3 separate regions of the Homo sapiens genome follow, and regions 2 and 3 are each linked to region 1. A link is a contact called in ENCODE Hi-C or POLR2A ChIA-PET data. All regions are on one chromosome and are shown on one strand. Each heading gives the region's core, a stretch centred on a gene start or an enhancer-like site at or near the end of the contact. The rest is flanking DNA. Distances are from core to core; before and after follow the strand shown. Region 1 overlaps CD247 (CD247 molecule). Region 2 overlaps RCSD1 (RCSD domain containing 1). Region 3 overlaps RCSD1 (RCSD domain containing 1).

Region 1 (4,256 bases), core at 177-2,676:
TCAGCCACCAGCTTTGTGATTCTGCCATCTCCTTTCTGAGGGCCAGTGAAACAAAGGAGTCAAGGCAAAGGGGATCTCCAAGGTTCTTTACCCAGCACAGATTCCATGATGCCCAAGGGAGAAGAAAAAAGATGCCAAAAAAGCCTCCTTTACGGCTTGACCTCGGACTGTCCTGGCCGCATAGTTTACTGAGGGTCTAGACTTTTCTCCCTGGTTCCTGCTACAGATCTTGCTGTAGATGGGTGATGGTGCCATAGCTTGATCTTGGGGACCCTGGGATGTGGCATCTTCTGCCAGTCCTGTTCTGTTGTGTCTCCCCCAGTCCTGGCCAAAGGCAGTGGCTTCTGTTGCTGCTCCCGTCAAGAAGTGCCTTCCTATCCTGCCCATCTGCTCACATTTCTATCACTGCAGCTCACAGACTTCGGTTGTCTTTCACACCCCAGGTAAGATCAACTGCTAAAACCAACAATGCCTTGACATCCTTCTACATGAATCCACATCTTCCTAACATCTATTTTGGAATGCTCAGGTCCCTCAGGAGTCAGAAGAGCAGGGACACTGGGTGAGGCCAGGTGAAGAGGGCCTCAAGGGAGCTGAAGATGAGCACAGGCTTCAGGGACTGTCAAAAGAGTCTTGCGATCAGCCACAGACAGACATGGCCACTGGCACCCTCCTCCATGGAGATGCCTCAGACACTCTATTTGGCCTTTCTACCTTTCCATTCAGTCATTCATTTTTGTAAAATGTACAGTAATCGAAAACATTTATTACAGTGCTGCTATGGGCCTAGCTCCATCTGGGCCCATTACACACATTTTCTTTAATTATCCCAATGACCCTGCAAGGTAGGTAATCTTCATTTTATAAAGAAGAGGACAGTTTCAGAGAGGTCAAGAAACCTGCCCAAGATCACGTTGCTGGGTAGTGATAAAGCCAAAACTTTAATTTAGGTCTGATTGCCTCATGAATCTATGCTCTTTGCACTTTCTGCTGAAACTGACCTCCCTCAACCTTACCATCTAGACAGAAATGCAGATGGCGGACACAAGAGGCACTTGCAAACCAGGGACACCCAGAGTCAAGTGGTTGCTTTCTATGGTTTACGGCTGTCCTCCTTGGGAAGAACCATCCCAAAAGCCATGCGCACACGGGGCTCCTGAGGACATCATTTCAGCTTGTGTCAGGAAAGTGCTTAGCAGTGGATCAATTGCCAGTCTTCTGGTCAACCTAATGAGCAAAATAAAGTCAGCCTGAATTGTCCATCATGGCCTAATCATCACGGAGTGATTGATCAACACAAATGATGACTCCAATCCACTGGTTCTCAACCAGGGGCAGATTTTGCCCCCAGGAAACATTTGGCAACGTCTAAAGATATTTTGAGTTGTCACAACTTGGGGAGTGCTACTGTCATCTAGTGGGTAGAGGTCAGGGATGCTGCTCAACATTCTACAATGCACAGAACAGCCTCCCTGGTGCCCACAGCCACAGAGAATTATCTGGCCCCAGGTGTTTTAGTGCAGAGGTCGAGAAACCCTGCTCCAAGCATTCGATCAAGAGGGACTTGACCCAGCTGGAGACTAACCAAATACCAGAAAGAGCAGCTGTTTTATTTCTGGGAAATTGTTGCTAGGGTTAAACTGTATAGATTTAGCCACGACTGAAGGTGTCCACATCCTGTTAAGCTAGATGGTGGGCATTGTGTATTTTTTTCCAGCTGCCCTTATTCAAGAGTGGCCCCTGGAATTTACTTAGCCTTTCTTTGGGTTAAAATCAGGAATGGAAAATTTAACCTCTAAGAGGAAAACAAACAGAAAATGAAAAGTAGGCGTAATAATGGAAGCTTAGGTGCAAATTTTAGTGCAGGGTATTCCTTCCTGTAAGGTTACTCACCCCACTCCTCCAGGCCACAGATATGCATGCACAGCCTGCCCACATGTAACTGTGCAGAGGGAGAGCTTAGATTTGAATCCAGAAGAATGGAATTCAAACCCCAACTCTACTGATAACCAATCTTGAGCAAATCACTTGCCTTCTTGAAGTTTCAGTTCCTCTGTCAGTAACAGAGGCCATACCCACACATCCCCGAGGGCTGTGGATTTTGCATACAGTAATTTACATAAAAGCACTGGCAAAACTACAAAGTGTGCCATAACTGCTCACCTGACGACAATCACACACACAGAGGGCTTCTCCTCCCTGGGGCACGTGGGTTCTCTTTATTAGATTTTTCCACATTATCACTGCCTATGTAAAGCTTCTCCTGGGTGATATTCTATTTCTTATGCTGCACTGGAGAAATATTCTCTATATCTTGAAATGGAAACGCTGAACCCAACTTATTTTACTCATGACCTAAATGAGATTATTGCTTCCAAGAGGACAATATATCGCACTAAAATGAGAATGCTCAGGATGATTAGGTGGAGAGCATTTATGATGCAGCTTTCCATTCTCCATGTGATGAAAACTTGACATGACCCAATGCTTTATTGTCCTACAGTAATTCCTGTCACTTTTATCCAGACTCATATTGCTCTTTAATTCTAGCCTATTTTCATCTTTCCTTAACAGGACATCAGATCTTGGCTTTCACAATCAACACAGTTTCAAAGGTTATTTATAAAATAGTTTAAAATAAAATATGCCATGCTTTGATTACAACCAGCGCTTCTGGTATGAATTAGAGAGGTGGCCTGTACACATATGTGTTGTTTATTAGCTTTTATCTGATGATCTCAAAGCACTGACATCAATTCTAACACACATGGTTTCTTATAATTACCACCCCCCTACACACACACCCATTTATGCAGGGCAGAATTATTTTGAGGACAAATGAGCTACGTATTGTGATGTGCTGTGAGTTTCTGAGAATAGAAACTCCTATGACTAAACTCTCCATGAACAGAGCAAATCAGAGAATAACAGCAAATGCTTTTATCGCTCAGGCAGCTCAATCACATTTGGTTTTCCATTTCACTCTAGTAAGAGGGTTATCGGCCTTGAGGATACCCCCCAAGAAATGTTTGTGATTTTTGTTTTAAGCTCAGCCCCTGTACCATCTGCTCACTGAGGCCAACTTCCCATCCCAGCTGTGTGGCTGCCTAAGTCAGCCTGGTGCTATGGGATGGGAACAGGCAGAGGTGGGGAGAGGCTTACAGACTCATTTTCAAACAGAGATGGAAAACTGGGAGTCAGAAGAGGTGGAGGTATATATGGACCCAGCCATCCGACTTCTGATCCTATTGTTCTTTTTTTTTTTTTTTTTTTTGACCGAGTTTTGCACTTGTTGCCCAGGCTGGAGTGCAATGGCGCGATCTCGGCTCACCACAACCTCCGCCTCCCGGGTTCAAGCCATTCTCCTGCCTCAGCCTCCCGAGTAGCTGGGATTACAGGCATGCCACCACACCTGGCTAATTTTGTATTTTTTTTTTTCAGTAGAGACGGGGTTTCTCCATGTTGGCCAGGCTGATCTCAAACTCCCGACCTCGGGTGATCCACCCGCCTCGGCCTCCCAAAGTGTTGGGATTACAGGCGTAAGCCACTGCGCCCGGCCTCCTATTGTTCTTAACCAGGGGTCATACATACCCCACCTTCCTGCAATGACAAAAGAAAGTCAAGGTCATCCCTGTACATCTGTCTGGCCTATACATCTGTTTTGTAAACAAGCAGGTCTCACTAGAATTAACTTTTTTCTTAACTAAAACACACTCACACAGTTTTCCCTTGCAATTCAGGGCTGAACCCTTCTCCAGTTCCTCAAATGCTTATTGGCTACAGAAAGCTGCAGAAAGAAATGGTCAATTCCTAGTGTCTCTTTCAAGGAGAACGTATTTGCAGCATTTCTTAACTCAGAACAGAACTGGAGCCACCCACCCCACAGGTGGAGCCCTGGCAGCTGTGACCTGGAAACACAACTGTGTTTGTTCTTCCCTCACCAGCCAAGGAGACCAGAAGGCAGGAGGGGCCAGCCACAGCTGCCACCTTTGCCTCTCCTCTTCTCAGGGTCCGTATGCCACTTCAGACCACTGTATGTGGAGCCGAGATGTCAGAGCTGGAGCAGAGAAGAGGAGCACGCAGGTAGAACTGTCTAAAATCCAAAACAAGCTCTGCCCGCTTGAATTGCCACTCAGATTCATTTCAAGACTACAAAATGTGCAGGCAATGTTTTTCTGAAGGGCAACCCCGGTGCTCCCGAGATGGGAGGCACCCTCCCTTCTGACACGCATTTATTCCATCTTCCGGAGATAAGG
Region 2 (4,419 bases), core at 1,792-4,291, 170 kb after region 1:
GTATGCGGATGATGCTAGTTACAGAGGGGACTTGCCACTCCCCACACACAGGTCTGAATTCTCATGGGACCATGACGGAAAGCCCTGGAATGCTTTCCGTCAGCCCTGGGAGGGGACAGTAACTGTGAATCAGCCCAAGGCCCAAAGGGAGCATCCAGAGGAAAGGGTGGGTGGAAGAGAGAGGGCTGGCCATCAGCAAACCTCTGCAGGCTGAACACCCAACAGTCTTCCCTGCCATGCCAGGAGCCTAGCTGCTTTGCTCTGTAAAACCTAATAGAACAAGCTTGTCCAACCCACGGCCCATTGGCCACATGTGGCCAAGGGGGACGGCTTTGAATGTGGCCTAACACAAATTCATAAACTTTCTTTAAACATCATGAGTTTTTTAAGTGTATTTTATGTGTGCCCTAAGACAATTCTTCCACTGTGGCCCAGGGAAACCAAAAGATTGGAGACCCCTGCAATAGAACTTTCAAGTGAAGCAATTCAACTCAGCTGGATGGCTTTTGTTTCTTTTCCCTTTTTGTAGCAGGCTGGTGAGAGGAGATGGAAAAGTTTATTTTAAAAACTCAGCTCCAAGACTCCTTTTGGTCCCATTGTAGCTGAGTAGGCTTCAAGGGAGGGGGCCGCCTCATTGTAGCTGAGTAGGCTTCAAGGGAGGGGGCGCCTATCCCGTACTTTGGATGGAGCCCTCTTGATATACTAGAGACTGTGGAATCCTGCCTTGAGCATCCCTGGGCTGCAGAGGAGCCCTTGGAAGGGGCTTGGAGGCATGGAGCCTCTCCCTTGGTGACTGAAGGCAGATACTGAGACCGGACCAGAGATGTGGACTTCAGAACTGGGGCAGACACCATTCTACTATATTCATAATATATTAATTCTACCTTCTGCATTATAACTTTCTTTTCTTCAAATTTTCTCCTTGCTGAAATGGATCTGAAAATATCAAGCAGCAAACAGATATATTCAACCACTCTAGATAAAGAAACAAATTTTAAGTATTTTTGATGTGTCATGTTCTAGGATAGGTTGGGTTGTTAAAACTGGAGAAGACAGATACCCATGGATAGAGATATGGAATTATAATAGATTTCATAGCTCCAGTTAGAGACAGGAGGCTCAGATTGTTAAGTAATGGCTTGGGCAGGAGAAAGTCTCATTCTTTGCCCTTTGGTTACTATTTTAGGGAGCTTGGACAAGTCACTGAACCTTAATGAAAATATTCAAGCCTGGTATGCTCAGAGCCTCCCTGGATGACAATTTGTTTCCATTTTTGCTTCAAGGTCCTGATCTATATTTATCAATCCCTCACAATGTTGCCCCAGTGGTATTGGTTTACGGAGGCATCATTCATTTATTTGTTCATTCATTTACCGGCATTTACTGAGTACCTACTATGGGCTAGGGGATGGAGCCATGAATAACACATGGTCTGTGTGCTCAGCAATTACAGTAGAAAGAGAAAAACATGAAAAATGTGGGTATTTTAAAAGCTCTCGGGCCAGGTGTGATGGCTCACACCTGTAATCCCGACACTTTAGGAGGCCAAGGCGGATGGATCACCTGAGGTCAGGAGTTCAAAACCAGCCTGGCCAACATAGTGAAACCCCCGTCTCTACTAAAAATTAGCAAATTAGCTGAGTGTGGCACCTGTAATCCCAGCTACTCGGGAGGCTGCGGCAGGAGAATCGCTTGAACCTGGCAGGCGGAGGTTGCAGTAAGCTGAGATTGCACCAATGCACTCCAGCCTGGGCAACAGAGCAAGACTCCGTCTCCAGAAAAAAAAAAAACTCTGTGAGTTCCAGCCACATCTTCTTTCAGTTCCTCAAACACCTCCTGTCTCTCCTCCAGGAGGTTTTTGTGTAAACTCTACTCAAATGCCCTTGGCTACCTCTGGCCACCCTCTGACTAACCCTCCTTACCCCTCAAACCTCACACTTTGCCTGGATCACTTCTACTGACCTCAGTTTAAATGTCACATCTTTGGGTCAGATTTTCTTGTCACCTGCTCTCCTAAAACCCTTTTCCTCTTCAGCATTTATCACCCTAATAAATAATAAGCTGGAGCTAAGATAATAATGGCTATGGAATATATGTCTCCCCTACTAGACTGTAACCTCCATTATGAAAGGACTCTTTTGATTTGGTTCATTCCTAAACCCTGAGCACCAACTGCAGGGCCTGGAATACAGAAATAATGAATGAATGAATATGTCCAAGATGTACTAAAAAAAAAAAAAAAAAGAGGGAGCTGCCAATTCTGCCTGAATGGGGGAAGGTGCATGGTGGGGAAGGGGAGCTTCACAGGGGGTTTTCTGGAAGTGCCCAGGGTGAAACTGTGCTTGAAGGAAGCTCAGATGTCAGTTTTTCAGATTGTGCTGTCTGTATATCTAGGCATTCATAAATACTTTCTAGAACTTTGTGTAGTGTTTTGCAAATGTAGTTAAACAGATTTGTGAATTCAGTAATTTATAAAAACTTAAGCTTGTGTTCTTCTGAATCCCTTTATTTTTCTTCTGCCTCCGAATTAGACACTTCCCCTATGCATTAATTCCAAGTACAGTCAAAGATTAAGTAAGGAAATGATGTGCATGAAAAAAGTTCTGCATGTTTGCTAATAATCTAATGACTGTGACATCTAAACACTGGAAACACCTTGATTTATGGATAATAGGGCTATCTAGAATTTTCAAGGGATCATGGACAAATAATTATAGGCAATTTGATCAAGTGACCATGTAAGACCATTGGTGCAGATACAGACTGATTAAAGTGGAAAAAGTTCTTTTTTCTTCCTAGCTTCCTGCTCTGCCATTACCTTGATAATGTGAGCCAAGGCCTATTGGCCTCCACAGGACAAGCCCTAGGCTGTAGTCTGGGCTTGCTTGAACCTGCCTGACCTGTCACTTCAAGGCCAGCCCTGATCCTCTGAGAATGGGCCTGGGAACCATCAGAAATTATGTCTATTTGCAGCAGGCAGGGCCTCTTTTGGTCTCCAGCATAGCCCTTGCCCCATCTGCTCTTTTCACTTTACATGGAGTACTAGGCAAAGTGGCTTCCTCTTTGGGTTTTGTTACATACTTTAACCAAGACTGTGCATGCAAATGGCCTGGCATGTACTCGGTGCTCAGGATGTTGCAGCTACTGAATTATTATCATTGATTTCTTCTGCGTGTGACCTGGATCCACAAGTCAAATGCAAAAATTTGTCTTGACTGATGGTCCTCTCCTGTCTCCCTCCAGTACCCCCTCTTGAGGCTTGCAGGGGCAGGGACCAGAGGGCCCAGCACCATGTCCTGCTAATGCTCACTCCTGACTGCAAGGGAGTCAGGGTTGGGAGACGCTGTAACAGGAGAGGCTACAGCTGACTGGGATGCAGACCGGGGGCTGGGTCCTTAGGAAATTTGTTCTAATCTTAGAAGGTATGCCCTGGCTTCCTGCTGCAGCCTGAAGGACAAGTGTCCCAGACCTCAGGACACACACGCACACGCACACTCACACTGTCACTTGACTCCTGCCTGGGAGGCAGGAATGGCCCCTAGTGAAGGGTACTTGTGTGGGCCTCCAGGTGGCTGTAACATACCCCAGGACTCCAGGCAATCCTGGAAAGGTGGCTCCTGGAGACCAACCACCCTTCAGACTCAGAGGAGCTCTCTGTGAAGTCAATTTTATTATTGAACTAACCAACAGTAGAGAGTCAGAGTAGTGCATAACAGGGAGATTCTGAACTTACCTTGGAGAGTAACAAATCGTACATTTACTTGTTGGCTTAGGTGAGTAAATCCATCTAAATCACCCATGCCAGCTATGAAGAGACACTTCTTTCCCACTCTTTCCCTTTGCAAAAGAAAAAAAAAAAAAAAACCACTCGAGCTGTTCAGAGGCTGCCAGACTGACAAGGTTGAGTTTGATCGGCAGCTCTGCCCCTGCATGCCTGCTGGTGGGAAAAGGAAAGAGAAGACAAAAATGGTTGTGTGTAACCCCCTGAGGCATTGCTGCCTTCTGCCTCTTCATCCCAGCACCCTCTCCATCTCCTCTGCAGCCTTTGCTCACCCTCCCTGTCTTCAGCCTCTGCCATCACCTTGTAATTTGAGCCAAGATTCACCCTCAGGTTTGTCTGACTCCACAAATCCCAAGCAGGTGCTTCAGGGTCTGCCGTGGGCCCTCCACTCTGGCAACTCACCCTTTCTGAGCACTCCTCCAGTCCTGCTCCTCCCCTCGGCTCCCCCTCTCTGTAAATGACACTCCTCTCCACCCAGAAGCCAGAGCCAGAAATCTGGGCATCATCTTGACTCCACCCTGCCCCACCCATCAGTCCCCAATTCTGGTCAGTCCTTCCTCCTAAATTGCTTTTGAGTCCTATCAACAATCTCCCCTCCACTAACCATACCCCCATCCAGGCCATCATCCTCTCTAGTT
Region 3 (4,567 bases), core at 1,625-4,124, 190 kb after region 1:
AGATGGTAAATAGAATTAATTTAAATAGTAAGCAGGCTGTCCCAAAGACACGCAGTTCCCTTCCTCCATTCTTAAATATTCCTACACTTCCCTAACATCCTAACATTCCTAAATCCCTAAACCTTCCTGAAACCAGTTTCCATTTCCTTGCTCTTCCTCCCTGTTGCCTGATCAGTGCTCTCTTTTTCTCTGTGTGTCTGTCTGTCGCCCTCCCTCCAGACACCAGCCAGTAAACCAACCCGAAGGAAACCGCCCTGTTCCCTCCCCCTGTTCCCCCCCAAGGTAGACCTGGGCCAGAATGGTGAGGAGGTAAGTGCTGCTGTTGGGGCTCAGAGGATGCTGTGATGGGTTTTCTTTCCTCTTCTTGAGGAAAGTTTGGAGGAGGGGGCACCAAACTCATACTTTAAAGCTCAGACTCTGTGCAGGGAATTTCTCCATTTCAGAGTGAATCTCCTCTTAAATGTTTCCTGAATCGTTTACTTTGGAAACTAGGCTCCTCCCTGCTCCCTTTTACTGAGGCTCCTTTATGATTTGTCAAGGACACGAACACTATTTTCCAAGCCTGAGAATTTTAGCAAAGAGAATGGGTCATATATTATTAACAGACCCAATTCAGGAGCCAGGAAAGTTCTGTTTTATTCCCAGATCTGACTTAGGTGATCTTGGAATAAGGTGTGGAGAAGGTACCTGGAAAGGGGGCTACACTTACATAGGGCAGGACGGAAGCATGAGAAAACCCCGTGATTCTGCAGTATCCTTGTAAAGCCTGGCTATTGTTCAAGATCACTGGAAGAAAACCAGAGCGCACAGGAGGCCTCGTTGCCCTCAGATATAAATAGCCAACGTTACCAACATAATAAAGGCTCTGGTATCATAGATCATAGCCAGTAATAGGTTCTTAGCCTGCATATTCTCCTATCTTTATTTATCTAATTGTAGCTGCAGGAGTGCCTTCTCCACACCTTATGCCAGCAACCCATGAACCTTCACTGTGGTCATAGTCTGTGCCAGAAATGGATTTGTATGTTCTGTCATCTCACCTGGGAGGCCAACCCCAAAATACAGCAAGCAAGCCAAAGACAATGTCATTCCCAAATTCCACTTCAACAACCTCTTTATTCTCCCCTTCTTTTTTGGGGACCAGCATCCTGACAATAGCCATTAGGTGCCCTATGTGAACTTGGGCAAGCATCTTAATGCCTACATTTTCTCATCTATAAAGTGAAACAGCTGAAATAGATCAATGGTTTTCAAGCCTTTTTGTCAACCTAAGGCTTATAAACAGAAGCCCACAAGATAAAGCAGAAACTCATCGCTGCCCCAGGCCAAGTGAGATGGGGGAGGGGAGGCCTGGAGCCCCAAATGCTCTCAGAATACTCTCTCCCCACTGACCAAGGGTCTTATTCTTGGATGAGAACCCCAAGGAGCACAGTTTAAAAACACTGAGGTTTTCCTTGGGTCTCTTCAAGTGCCAACAATATGATTCTGTGGCTTTATGGGGTCATCAGCCAGTGCTGTGACCAAACACATACCAACAACCTCTCTTTCCAGAGAATCAACTTCTCCTTGTAACCTTCAACCTCTGGGCTCAGTGTCTCCACTGCTATGCAATGGGTTGAGGTTATGGCCACTCAGAGCTTAATGTGAGACTGCCCCCTGATAGCCTGGGCTTGGCCCAGGAGAAGTCACCACACCATACCGAATCATTTTTCTTATTTGTGAAATTGAGGACAAAATCACTAACCAGATAGATCAGGGAGGCTGGCTAGGGAAGTTTTATCCCCTAGAGTAAAAGCAGAGGGAGTTAGGCTAGTGATTGGGTTAAACAGCTCCATCCTGGCAGCTCTGTGGAAATGCATTCACAGGTTTCACCCCATGGGGCACATCACCCAGAAGTTAAATGGCTTATAATGGCCAAGGGCTGGTTAAGTCCAAGGGCGGATTTTAGAAAATCCTGCCTGGAGTGACAGGCTGCTCGCACATTGAAAGGACACTACCTCCAGGGATCAATGACTTTTCGTGGCCTTGAAATTCACATAGAAGCAGGGCGTAGTGGCTCACGCCTGTAATCCCAGCACTTTGAGAGGCCGAGGTGGGCGGATCACGAGGTCAGGAGATTGAGACCATCCTGGCTAACACGGTGAAACCCCGTCTCTACTAAAAATACAAAAAATTAGCAGGCGTGGTGGCAGGCGCCTGTAGTCCCAGCTACTCGAGAGGCTTAGGCAGGAGAATGGCGTGAACCCCGGAGGCGGAGCTTGCAGTGAGCCTAGATCGCGCCACCGCACTCCAGCCTGGGTGACACAGCAAGACTCCGTCTCAAAAAAAAAAAAAAAAGAAAAGAAATTCACATAGAAATAAAATGAGCAGCCTGCTTTGTCTGGCAGGGCTAATTGGAGGCTGCTGTCCACATTTCTCCTTCCATACTCCTGTAGCTCAGCCTGCAGAGGCTCTAATGCTGGAAACCTTGGGGGCCTGCAGGGAGGGACCCGGTCAGGCTACCCCTCGGTTCCCAATGCACAGTGCCAGGAAGGGTCATTTCATCCCTGCCCCGCTATGCTTGCTCAGGTCTGAGACAGTGGGGTCAGCCCCCTGACAGCACCTGCTGACTGCAGGGCCCCTCCTGATGGCAGGGTGACCAAGAGTTACCCCTCTCTGGAAGAACCAGCTGAAGTTGGGTGTTTAATGCAGCCACAGATCCTGCCTCCTATACTCAGAAAAGGCTGAAAAGCATTCCCATCTGGAAATTAGTCCGTAGTTTCTAGACGTGGTAATAATGTCATGTAAATACAGCTATATATATACATATACAGGGATGGAAGGCTGGTTTTTCTCCACCGGATTGTTAGTCTCAGCCGCTTGCCTGAAGCCCCTTGTTAAACCGTAAGGGAAATGATGCCACCTGCTGTCATTTCCAGGAACTGCACTAGAGGCTATTTTGGATTCTTTCTGCTTTGCAATTCAAATCAATAGGGTTTTATGGAGCATCAGCTGGGTCCCCAGTACTATACTGTGTTTAAGGGGCAGGGTCCACTGAATTTCCACAGACTTCAGAAATCAGTGGTCAGCTGGGGAAGAGAAGAACTAATAATATTACATGAAGTGAGCTTTATCAGCAAAATTGTTGCTGCAGTTTCTAAAAGTTTCTCTGAAAACCCCAGCCCGTGTGAAATTTCCCTGTAAAGCACAGAAACCAAGGGCACTTCCATTGGGGCTGGAAGCTCTTTATACTCATCCTAGATAAAAAGCTCCTTGAAAGACTGCTATAGGAACATACCCGACAGTGAAGACACATGGAGGCAGAGGCAGCAGGAGTCCTTAGAATCATTTATTCCCGCCCAGCTGCATCTTGGTAGAGGAGGCTGAGGCCAAGGGCTTCGTCTGGCTCCTGCCAAAACTAGAATTAGAAGGAGTGGGGATCCTGTAAGTCCAGCCCATGCTCTCCCTTGGTGTTGGGCTGTAAAAAGATCACGAGGAGTTCAGTTGGGTGAGCCTCCCTCCTTCCATCACTAAAACACAATCATCTCACATTATAAATATCTCAGAATCTTCCTAAGAGATCAGTGTAGTTCTTCTTATTGTTCAGGAAAATTAGTACATGGGGTCAAGGAGCAGGTCATACACATTGGTCTCCACACTATGGGGAGATCCCTCCTCTGCCTTGGCCTCTGTCCAACCACATGGAAGTCATCCTCTTCCTTTTCTTCATCATCATCATCCTATCACTGTCACCATTCTCACATGTTTGTGGGGATTTTACGCAAAACACAGAGTTAATATTTTTACATGATATGGATCCCGAAGGCAGACAAGATTCCTGGCATTCATTCATCACAAAAATATCTACAACTAACAGAGAGTACGTATGATTATGTAACACATGCATCAGCCACGGACTGCTCCTGCCACCGAGACTGAATCATGCTCATCTTTGTATGACCCACACAATGTCTGGGACGTAGTAAATACTCAGTAAATGTTTACTTGGTTAAAAAGAATATTCAGGCTGGGCGTGGTGGCTCACGCCTGTAATCCCAGCACTTTGGGAGGTGGGTGGATCACCTGAGGTCAGGAGTTCGAGACCAACCTGGCCAACATGGTGAAACCCTGTCTCTACTAAAAATACAAAAACTAGCCAGGCATGGTGGTGCATGCCTGTAATTCCAGCTACTTGGGAGGCAGAGACAGGAGAATTGCTTGAACCCAGGAGGCGAAGGTTGCAGTGAGCCGAGATTGCGCCATTGCACTCCAGATTGAGGAACAAGCAGGACTCTGTCTCAAAAAAAAAAAAAAAAAGAAAAGAAAAGAAAAAGAATATTCAAATATTCAACATTTTGGAAAATCATAATTTATAAATCATGCCATCGATGGGATTTTCCAAAATATCACTGGGTCCAGGGAGGAATTCCAGTCATACCTCTGTCATCCTGGTCTGGTTTCTTGTTGTGTGTGTGACAAACAGGATGGTAATTTTTGCCCTTTGTCTTTGAAATCCCCCAAATTGTTGATTCACAGTGTTGAAGGTCATGAGGTGAAGATCTTGCTCAGATATAGTTTTCCTTCATAA

Evidence for each region. Hi-C counts contacts between places; a loop is a spot of excess contacts on that map. ChIA-PET counts read pairs that join two places held with the same protein, here RNA polymerase II (POLR2A). Pooled maps may share reads with other maps.
Region 2: a loop to region 1 is called in a pooled map, with 2.7 times the contacts of the local background. The contact joins two enhancer-like sites. A Hi-C loop is called at or near these places in 3 of 50 pooled maps. POLR2A ChIA-PET finds 5 or more read pairs at or near these places in 2 of 52 experiments (CD4-positive, alpha-beta T cell and activated CD4-positive, alpha-beta T cell).
Region 3: a pooled map shows a loop between it and region 1 (2.6-fold over the local background). The contact joins two enhancer-like sites. A Hi-C loop is called at or near these places in 5 of 50 pooled maps. POLR2A ChIA-PET finds 5 or more read pairs at or near these places in 2 of 52 experiments (Panc1 and T-cell).

The regions. Positions count from the first base shown.
Region 1 is chr1:167,497,800-167,502,055 of GRCh38, forward strand. All of the region lies in intron 1 of CD247 (CD247 molecule), which reads right to left. Among named protein-coding and RNA genes, the nearest start is that of CD247, 19 kb to the right of the region's middle. Within about 2 kb of position 1,427, at least 4 of the 41 ENCODE cell types and tissues checked have a DNase peak (open chromatin) inside an H3K27ac peak, as active enhancers do.
Region 2 is chr1:167,666,510-167,670,928 of GRCh38, forward strand. All of the region lies in intron 1 of RCSD1 (RCSD domain containing 1), which reads left to right. Among named protein-coding and RNA genes, the nearest start is that of RCSD1, 38 kb to the left of the region's middle. RefSeq lists an enhancer at 3,150-3,209. Within about 2 kb of position 3,042, at least 7 of the 41 ENCODE cell types and tissues checked have a DNase peak (open chromatin) inside an H3K27ac peak, as active enhancers do.
Region 3 is chr1:167,685,202-167,689,768 of GRCh38, forward strand. RCSD1 (RCSD domain containing 1) reads left to right here. Exons shown (of 7, transcript NM_052862.4): 3 at 220-309. Among named protein-coding and RNA genes, the nearest start is that of TRP-CGG1-1, 27 kb to the right of the region's middle. RefSeq lists enhancers at 2,642-2,821, 4,049-4,567. Within about 2 kb of position 2,875, at least 7 of the 41 ENCODE cell types and tissues checked have a DNase peak (open chromatin) inside an H3K27ac peak, as active enhancers do.